Regions from separate parts of the Mus musculus genome. Here region 2 is linked to region 1. The links are chromatin loops, found by intact Hi-C in ENCODE. Cell type or tissue: left cerebral cortex. All regions are shown on one strand. Each heading gives the region's core, and the rest is flanking DNA. Links, peaks and the distances in the headings are about the cores only.

Region 1 (5,387 bases), core at 302-5,301:
AAATAGCATTTAGCATGACCCCCAAATGAAACTTCCATTTTCCTAGAATATGAGCTCCTTAAAATCATACCACGGACCACAGGAGAAGGGTTTCCTGAACGTAACTGTTGGGGATGAGCTGGTGAAACCAGAGGATTTGGAGTAACAGGAGAGTCTGGAATGTGGAGAAACAGTTTGTGTTCTTAGCTTACAAATAAATGAGATATTCTGGTAGCCTGTGCATTTCAACCTGCCTTTAATACTGCACAGACCAGAATCGGATGGTGTTCTCTCTGCTTAGCGTAGCACTTGCTCACACATGATGGGCTGTGGTGCGAGGCCTTCAGGTTTCTTGCAGATTCCATCGTGTTGTCTGTGGTTAATACGACCAGAGTTTCCATATGGAGAACGACATTCAAGGAAGGAGCTAACATTTTCCTTTGTGATTGACAGGTTATGAGTGCTTCTCTGGGGCTGCATTTATAAAAATGTATGTCCAAGAAGCTCAGGATAGTTCATGTTGTCCATTATTTCAAACTCCTAGCTTCTTTATGATGGGGACATTCAAAACGACACTATCTAGGCAGATGTGTAATGAGATGTGGCCAAATATAATCTCCACTCTTTTTGGTGGGCTAACACTAGAACCTCTCCTATCTAGTGCAAAGGTTGAGGTGTTTGGAGTGTGTGGATCCTCAGTCCTCTGTGAGGTGACTTTTATTTTTTCTTCTCCTTTTGCTGATTCTCTGAGAGCCGAGATCACCGCAATCTCTACCTTTTGTTACCTCGTGTGGTTTGTCCAGACTTCACTGTTGAAACTCAGCAGCTGCTGGAATTGCTGATGGCATGGTTTGACTGTTCAGGTCTATGGGAAACAGGAGGCAGGTATGGTAAGCTCCAGGTCCCAGGGACGTGCCCCTCCAGGGGATGAGAGAGCCAAGGAGAACGAATTAGTAGCTGTCTCTGATGGATGTCATTAGAAAGACAGGAAGCCGTTAGGGGAATAATTAGAGGCTGATAAAAGAACATCTGGGAACTGCGTTTCTTTTTTATGATGCCTCCCTCTAAGAGCGCCGTTGCAAACTATAGACAATGTCAGAAAGCTCAGTCAGTTTATGCTAATCCTCCGCTGTTCACCTTCAGCTCTGCAATGCGGCAATGGCAGCGTATGGTGGGACACAGTGAATGGTATTTCTGTTCCCAAGGACACAGTGATCTTTCTTCCATCTACATCTAGCATGCCAACAAAGCCTCATTCCCATCCCACCTGGTGTTTTAGTATTGAGCCACCCGAGCACCCTCACCACATTTAATGCCTCAGCCGGGTCAAATACAAAACAGGAAATGACAGCAGCGGTGTCTCAGGATGACAGGTAACTCCCCAGAGGAGGCAGGCACAGTAGCGTGGGATGGATGTGCATAGGAACCGGGCTGTGTTTACAGAAAATCATAGAGGAAAAACAACACCGTGGGAAGAAAATGCTTAAACAAGAACAAAGGCGTGCTGGCTGCCTCCCAGTAAAAGAAGGTGTGAGCTTAGAGAGATCTGTGGCAAAGAGGGCTGCCAGACTGACAGAGTGCATTCCCACACAGTCGTTGTGATCCTGTCCTCAATAAGGCCTGGAGGACTTTGCTAAGGCATATACATATTGAAGGCCTCAAGTTTGTAATGTATATATTTTTGCCTCTTCTAAAAAATCTTCATGAGGAAAGAGAGTAACGGGCTGCACTGTGTGTCACAGAAACCCAAGTGGGCTCCATTTCTCGTCTCTCAAGTGCAGGGCTGCCCCTCAGGCAGGCTGTTGAGGCACAAGTATAGCAATGGCTCTTGTCTTGTTCTCTTTGGTTCTGACCAGTCGACAGAATCAACTTATCAGATATGAGGTAGGCAGTTCTGGGGTATGAAGCTCCAGGATTTTATTTCAATGGTTGTTTTAAGACCCCAGCTTTGTCCTAACTATCACACTCATTAGACTCATCCCAACATAGTTACAATCACCAGACAGTGCAGATCTGAGGTCCAGTGTTAGCACAGCATGAGTCTGAGAGAAACAAACTTGAGTTGTAGATGTTCAAATAGCAGACCCTGGATGTTAGGTACTGTGGCTCAGATGTAAAGTGTCTCCCACATACTTGTGTCTTAGCACAGGGTTCCCAGATGGTGGTTCTGTTTAGGGAGTTGTGGAGACTTTGGGAAGTGGAGCCTAGCTGGAGGAAGTCCATCTTTGGGGGCGTTTAGAGCCTGACCCTGTTTCCTATCTGTCTTTGCTTCCTGATTCGTGGAAATGTAGCAAGCTGTGAGATAAGCTTCCTCAACAGCCAGAGGCCCAGCTGCTGTACCTTCCCCATCATGAATCTCAGAGTTAAAATAACCCTCCCCGTTCCCCAGATTGCTTCTTGTCAGGGTACCCTGGAAGTGATAATGTGTGTGGATGGAGAGCCCAGGTGTCTGCCTAGAATAGCGATGCTTCAAAGGAAGAGTGGAGACCGATGGGAGGGACAAAGGGGCCGTGTCTGCTCCTTCTACTAAAACAAAAATAGATAGGCTCCCTGTATGGGAAGGCAGGCGCAGCCAGAAATGGTAAGAACAGAGATGAGGGCTGAGTCAAACATGCTCACAAAGATCCTGGAGTAGCTTGCTAAAGCTGCTGGAACCAAACTCCTAAGTCTGTTGGTCTAAGCAGCACGGACTTACTCTCTCAGTCAGTCTCCCACTGCAGGGTGGGAAAAAGGGAGCGGCAGGACCATGTCTACCCCAGGCTTTGCTTCCTTGTGTGAAGTGGAAACATCAAGTTTCTTTGGAAAGCCAGTTCTGTCAAATGGTGTTTTGCCGGGGCGCACAGGTTGGAAGGATGTCTTGCTAAAGCAGATGCGCGAAAGGCTGTTTTCCTGAAGCAGACACAGGGGAAAGGATGTTTGGATATAGCAAACACATGAAAGGACCCTTGGTGAAGGACTATAAATGTGATCCCGCAGACAGTGGGAGACCATTTGGTTTGGTCCGCTCCACCTCTCTGTTCTTCACTAATGACATGCATGTATTGGTTCACCTTACATAACATTGTCGAGCTGAACTTGTGGTAATGATGTCAGACAGAAACTTGCCCAAGAACTGCTCATGCGGTTCCTGCTGCAGCTTGCTGCTTCTGGGGCCTCCCCTCAGGCCTGTTGTCCAGCCTGGTGGTTTCTTCAGGATTGAACTACAGCTGCCTGGTGTCTGCCTGCTGACAGGACCGGTCTGCAGCTGCTGAGTCGTATTTGGTGTTTGCTATGGAACTGAGCTGTCAAAGAAGATAGAGCTCTCCCCCAAAGAACTATTGCTGAACAGGTTTAATTCCCCCATATCCTGGTAACTTTTCTCTTCTACTACCTCCGCTGGGTGGTGGGCTAGAGGAGAGGTTGAACCCTTATTAAAAGTAGATTGCAAAAAATGTATACTTACACTTGTGCACGGCCAACTGTATTCTCATTGTGTCTGTATGGTCTTCTCTGCCATTTGCGGTTTAATCTCCCTTCTTGTAAGCTCACCAACCACACTGGACTCATGCTCAGACAAAAGGCCCAGTTTTACTGGAATTACTTTTGTAAAGACCTTCTCCAATACAATCATATTCTGAGATTCTGAGGCTGCAAGGTTTGGGGCTACAACTCAGCATGGAACTGTCCCAGTGACCCGCCTATAAGGAATCAAGAGGAGGGGCTGGGCTCAGATCTGCAAGTAAGCTCCAGTGATTGACGTCTCCTCTGCTCTTGGAGATCTTCATGAATGTCCACTTATTCCTTAAACATGACCTTTAGATCAGTAACCACAAATTGTTAACCTAGAAGCTACAAAGGCTCCTGGCCCACCCTGGCACGGAAAAAGCTGCATTTTGTTGGTTAGACTATCTGGTGTAGGCTCAACTTTCAGGGGTAATGAGAGACATTTGCACCTTGAATAACACTGGTGCACACAAAATAGTCATGGGAGAAATGTGGAGAGAGAATTTGGGGGTTACCTTGGCAATTAACAGATGTATAACACAATATTTAAACTAATCTACTAGAAAATACAGTGAGAACAAATTTGTAGGACAAGAAATTTCTCTCTTAAAATATCTAAATGGAATGCAGATTTATTTTAATAAAAATATCACTCTCAAGTTGCACCCAGAGCATTACAGTTGTGATTGCTTATCATATTTACAGATAAGCCAGTAATAAATATTTAAGCAAAGTTAGAAATTTTAGATTGAAAAAACCAGTTTGAAGGGAAAAAGTGAATCTTTCTCTTTTTACAAGAATTTCTTCTCTTTTTCTTTTCCTTACTTTATTTTAAATTGACATGGTGATTATACAAATCCATGAGCACTATGTGGTGTGTGTGTGCACATGTATGTGTGTATGTGCACATGTGCAATCAGGCATGCATGCCTGTAGCTGCACCAATTTGTAGAGAACAGAGGACAAACTCAGTTATTCTTCAGTTACCTCCCTCATGCCTTATTCCTTTGAGACTGGGTCTCTCACTGGCCTAGAACTGGGAGGTAGGTGAGGCTGGCTGCCTGTTCCCAATTGCCCAGCAACCATATCTACCATTTTTCACATGGATTTTAAAGATAAAATTCAGGTCTTCACACTTGCAAGGCAGGTACTCTGCTGATTGAGTCCTTTATGCTTCACAATCGAGATGTCTTGTTATGTGTATGATTATATCACAATCAAATCCTGGGAATGACATATCCTAATTTAATTGAATAGAACTGCTATTAGCTTCTTAAGATATTTCCAGATGCCCACATAGTGGAAATTCTGCTCTTGGTCTTTGCTCATGTCTCTCCATGTTGTTCGTACTTATCTCCCATCAAAACATACAAGGGCCCCTCCCTCATGCTTTCTCTGATACTAACGTCTGCAGTTTGCCTAATGGCCTTGTCTGCAGTCACTGAACACTTAAGTGCTGTCTGTTGTTTTGCTATTACAAATAGTGTTATAAGGGACAGACGTGGACAGAATATGTTTGCAAACCTTTGATGGATTAATTGATTGGTTCATTAATTGATTATAGTGTTACAGATCTAACCCAGGGACTCACACATACAGCCCGAGTGCTCTACCAGTGTTGGGGTAAATCTCCCAAATATGTCCAAGCAATGAAAACACAGCTCAGTTAATATGAATACAGGCTGTGCACCAAGATTGGGCAGATCTACCGTTACACTACTGTCTTCCACATCTATGAGACCCCTTAGGACTTGTGGATTCTCCAGGCTTCTGCTCCACTTTTCTTCTTCTTCCTCCTCCTCCTCTGTGTCCTCTCCTTCTTCCACTTTCTCCTTCTTCCCTCCCCTCACCTTCCACTCCACCTTCCCTTTTATCTGCCCAATCATCAGCTCTCTTTTATTTTTTAATTTTACAAATTAAGGTGG
Region 2 (5,387 bases), core at 107-5,106, 320 kb after region 1:
ACATCCATTTCTCCAAGTAAATAAGCATTCTAAAATCAAGTCTAAATTTCATAGGTGCTCATTAATAACTTTAAAATTAGCTTATTTTAATTATCTTTGATCTCTCTCTTTCCCAGTAACTATTATTTAATTGAAATTTATATCCCATGTGTTTCCAAAGTGGTTGGAAGTATCATTATAATTTGGGAACAATCACAGGTTGGTCATTAATCTGCCAACCCTTACTGGGAATTGGATGGGGTGTCAATCAACCAGTTAGTGAAAAACAGACATTTCCAGATGGCCAGGAGGAAAGGATGATTTAGGGAATTAGAAGATTACCTGTGTATCATGATACAGATAAAGCAATAATAATAAACAAAATAATACTGTGTTTATTAGATAGTCTGGTATGAGAACCCCTCCCAAAGATCTTTATGAAGAATTTATGATCCTGGGATAATGACCAGAAGAAGAAAAACAATTTCAATATGCATTCTTTGAGCAGTAAATGGAAAGATCAGATATCCCAGGGATTAATCATTTAGTAAGAACCAGGTGATAGGCAGGGTGGGGCAACTAGGGCATGGCCCCCGGACTCAGGTTGTGGTCTTCTGTGATGAAAATCTCTGGGTACAGCTCAGCCTTTGTATACATCCTTGGGGTTATCTTCCTGTTGGTAGATAACTGATAGACTGGTCCCTGGCCAAATACAGAAATCACTTTATGAATTTCATTTGATAGTTCATCTTGTTGCATTTCATACTAACACTGCCTGGAAGACTCCAACTGTTTGAATGAGGAATATGTTACATCTAGGAAGGAAAAACATCCTGGGTATTCTAACTCAAAGAAGGACCAATGGGTAATATGTGAATCATTAGCCTAATTCATTGTTGTTATACACAATCACGGATGATTTCTAACATCCCACTCCACAATCATTTATTCTTAAATTGTCCTATAATTCTATTCTTAGGAGGTTAAAAAAAAGGCTGGTAGTCATTTTACTATATGCCAAGTATAAAATTTTGTAAACTTTTATCTGAAATAAACATAATTATAGTACATACGTACAAAGTTACAAATTAAATGTAACTGCAGAACTTCTTCTCAGTGTAGGAAAAGCGACAGTGCACTGTACAGGATGCAGTCTGTGAACAGTGCCCTAAGAACAGGGATAGCACACTAATAAAATTTGGCATAGAACAGGTTGAGCCAATAGTATGCAACTCACAGCCTAATGTTGATCTTCTGTATTTCATTGATGATAAGTTCTTTACACATTTTCCTTCCTTTTCTATTTATTTTTACTTTATCTATTAATTTTTTTCAGATAAGCCCTCTCTCCACTTGTTGGCTCCCAGGAAGAATTCATTTAGAAGTGAAGGCCTCAGCAAGAAGACAAGCCTTGGCTCATGTATCAGTTATACATTAGTAATGCAGTAAGAGTTGTCTAGGCCTGGATGGCCATTTTATTCCTTTAGCCTGCTGAGCATGAAAGTGTGTTCAGCGTTCCCCAGTAACAGTGTCAACAGCACCTGTCTAGATAGAGTTGGCACCTAACAGAATCTGGCCATTTGCAGCTTATTTAACCTCGGGCAGTTGGCCACAGGAACCCAGCAACCTTCTGGCTGTTGTACTGGGCACCGCCTCCATCAAGCACAAGGGAGCCGAGTGAACTGAACCTCCGGTTCAGCAGAGTCCAGATTGTGCCTTTTTAGGATACTGGAAAGAGTTTTTCATTAACTCATTTTATATAAACACTTAAATGCAATGAATCTGTGTATTCAAATATCCTGCTGGTAGAAACTCAGTGTTTATACATTTTGGCTCCTATTGGTATAAATGACCATGATAATATTACAGTGGATGACACTCTAAGCCTAAATACTAGTTATCCATGACAATGTGTTTCTAAAAAACACATTCTCATAAAATATATTCCTCAAGCCTCCAAGCTCCTAAAACCCTGTTTGACAATTGTTATCTCTCTGTTTCAGAATAAAGCCAGGCACTGAACAATCAGCTACTGGTGTTGAGAGTGGACAGAAGGTTGGGGACAAGGATGACGCCCCCTCCCTACACACCCTACAAAAAGAGTTGGGCAAGGGAAGCAGATGGTGGAAGCAGGGTGTAAAATAAGAGCACGGATGGAAGTCAGGTGGATCTAGAGATAGGGCTGGAGTGGGGACAATGCAGGGATCAGGGTCTGCCCTGCAGCCCAGTGTACCTGGTCCCTGAGTCTAGATGTATAAGACAGAATTGGAGCAAGGCAATTGCAGCAGGAACGGGAGATGGGAGAAGGAAATGCCTAAGACTTGAGAAGAGCCTGGATGATGTTGGCAAAGCTTCATGGATCTGGAGATGTGGGCAGGTGCCACAGTAAGAGGAAGAAACTGAAGTTAGCTCAGCAATGCTACAAGTGGCTTGGGCTTAACAGAAGGTTTGGCAGATGTCAACATTCAATTTCACATCCGTCCATCTGTGAGAGAATCCAGAGCATGGCTGGGTTCCATTTGGAAGGAAAGCGCCTAATTATTTAGGTCTGAGGGTATGCAAAGGTATCTTGCGTTTTCATATTTAGTATGCTGGTAACAACAACAACAACAACAACAACAAAACCCACAATGTACAGGCATTTATCTTTTTAAAATCTCCCACTTAATAGCGAATGTTTTGAGATTATAATGTGAAATCTGTAACACTTTGTAACATACAAAATAAATTTGCATGAATGGGTCATAACGTTGGAAATTAAGTTTACAAATAAATTGGTTTTGTTTAAAATGCCAACAAGAACAAATGCAAAATCCAGAAACCCTAGCTAGCTGATTGGGAGTGGTATGTCTCATCTGACCTTGGGAGTGGGGTTGGGGCATTGGCAATGACTGGTGATAAGCTTGCCAGTTAGTGGCAACAAAGGAAGGTGCTTATGTTTTTGGCTTGATTTTATCCCTGTCTCTTTTCTGTCAAGTCCATGTCCTTAAGTCTGTAGAGATGCAGCCTTCACTGCATACTTCACAGACCCTGTGCTGCTGAACAATTATCTTTTGCAATTGTTTTTTTTTTTCCACAGTGAGTTACTGGAAACTCACAGCTCCAAACGCATTTTCCCTGGATAAAACTCACCCAAAATAATACTTTCTTTACGTGATCTCTTTTGTGAACACATTTACTGTGCTGAAAAAAAAATCTTCAGGCTCTAACTTCAGACATGCTGTTACTCTTTGCTGGATGGGTCAAGTGGAATTTATGGCAATAGGCATTTGATCTTTAATGGAAATCCTGCTATGTTACAGTCCAAAGCATGATAAGGTCTTTAAAGACCCAGTGAAGGAAGGATACCATTTCATTTAGGAGCAAATGGGCACATTGTAACACAGCCTCATTAGGATCTGGAAACCTGGCAGATCAGATCCTGATTAGAAGAGTTCTGTCAATATTCATGCATTGTGCTATCTTTTTAAAAGAAGTAGCCTAATTTTCTCTCTTCATTCACACATCTCTCCATCCATTCATCTAACCATGCATCCATCCATCCATCCATCCATCCATCCATCCATCCATCCATCCATCCATCCATCTATCCATCCACTATATTTAAAAAATTATGGTCATAGGGACATGTAGTAGTGAGTTTAGCTAATGCTGCTTTGTGCCACCCTCTGGATTCAAGAATGAAAGACACACACACACACACACACACACACACACACACACACACACACACACACACACACACACACGCGTTAATTTTAAATGCCTTGACTAGCTCAAAGGCTGGGCAGTTCTAACTCTCCCAGTGGCTAGCACATATATTTGCCTCCTATAATCCTAGCTTAACGCCCTCTAATTGTATATTTTACCTCTGTTGCCCTGGCTCTTTCTGGACAGCTCCCTAATCTTTGCTGCCCAAGACACTTCTGGGCAACCCTGGGCTGCATTCCTTCTCAACATTTCAGATGATTTTCCTTCTGCGGCTCTCAATCGGATCTGTCTCCAGCCAAATCATGGTGATCCTCCCCCTTCCTCCCAGTTCTTAGCCCTCACAAATCCAAAGGTCCTGCCTCAGTCTATCTGCCCAGACACTGGCTGTTGGCTGTTTATTAATCAGTCAAAAATCAATTGGGGACAAGGACCTTCAGTGTTTGGGCATGCAGATTCCCGATCTGGGGGGACTGGATTAATTCAAAATATTAAAACCAACCCCCAACAAGGACATAACGTTGGACAGAAGGAATTAAATATTTCTACCCCTACTAAACTTGCCATCTGATGGAGGAAGGTAGATTGCATTAAAACAAAAATATGACTGTGCAGAAAGTTGACCTGCCATGCCACTAATAACATGTTCTCTTTCTTGGGAGAAATAGTTTGGAGTAAATACTACTTACCAAACAGAAAAATCCAGCACACTTTTAAATATACAGTCCAATTTATAATTACCTTTAATATTTTAATTGGGTATAGAGTTTTCTCTTTGATCCAAAGAGGTAGGTTAAAAGTCATTCCATTATGTACAAGAGTAGAATAAACTTGTTTGAAAACACCTTATAATAAATAAACCACTTTATCACTGCAAATATAAATTAACTAAAGCTCATAGGTTTTACATGATTTTTCCAAGGATGTACCATCAACTTTTAAGAAAGTTATTATCTGAACACTGACAGTTACTATCAGACAGAGTGGAATAATACTAGTGGTAGGTTTGATTTATTTACAAATTCAGAAATAAAGTCATAAATCAGCCGATGTGCAGTGGTTTAAAACCATAACCTATGTTGTCTGAATGGAATGAGGGAGATGGAATTGGAGAGAAATACTCTTAAACAATGCCATAGCATTGTGTAGCACAGTGCTATAATCTCTCAGTATATTATACTTGAATCTTAGGATGTTTCTAGAATATTCCCTAACAATTTTTAATGTATTTAGTGCTCTAATTTGGAGGATCATACTCCCCACACATCCTTGCCAAGGCTCTGGTCTTGGTTCTCAGCGGGAGGCACTAGTAGGATCATGTGGGTCTATTTTAGTTGCTTTCTTCCTTGCTGCTACGAAATAACCAACAAAAGCAATGTAATGAAAGACGGTTTATTGTAGCACACAGTTCAAAGACAGAGTCTATCATGCAGTAGGAGCTCAGTGGCTGATTACATTGTATCCAGCCAGAAGCAGAGAGGTTAGTGATGGTTTCTCCTTTGTATTCTTCCCAGGACCTCAGCCCTTGAAATGATACTGTCCACTTAATAAACTCCACTAGAAACTCCCTTATAGTCAGACCTAGAGGTTTGTCTTGGGTGACTTTGGAATCTGTCAAATTGACAATCAATATTAAACATTAAAAAGCTCAAACTTTATCAGTGAATTCATTCCTTGATCTCTTTATCTTCATCCCCAAA

The links. Peaks named below come from ENCODE experiments on the same cell type or tissue, not always from the same donor. Only the 100,000 strongest peaks of a DNase experiment are listed, where the experiment ranks them.
Region 2: it touches region 1 in a loop (13-fold over the local background); 3 of 42 quality-filtered maps call a loop at or near these places.

Annotation. Positions count from the first base shown.
Region 1 is chr13:69,327,724-69,333,110 of GRCm38, reverse strand. No RefSeq gene overlaps it. Among named protein-coding and RNA genes, the nearest start is that of Gm35444, 38 kb to the right of the region's middle. In left cerebral cortex, for the core only: no CTCF peak of the experiment used is centred there; DNase peaks (open chromatin) are centred at 1,510 and 2,346; H3K27ac peaks cover 2,380 bases.
Region 2 is chr13:69,003,269-69,008,655 of GRCm38, reverse strand. The region is part of intron 2 of Gm35161 (a long non-coding RNA gene); the gene reads right to left. Gm35049 (a long non-coding RNA gene) reads left to right here. Exons shown (of 3, transcript XR_873626.2): 3 at 1,316-2,736. Among named protein-coding and RNA genes, the nearest start is that of Gm35161, 6.4 kb to the right of the region's middle. In left cerebral cortex, for the core only: no CTCF peak of the experiment used is centred there; a DNase peak (open chromatin) is centred at 2,346; H3K27ac peaks cover 457 bases.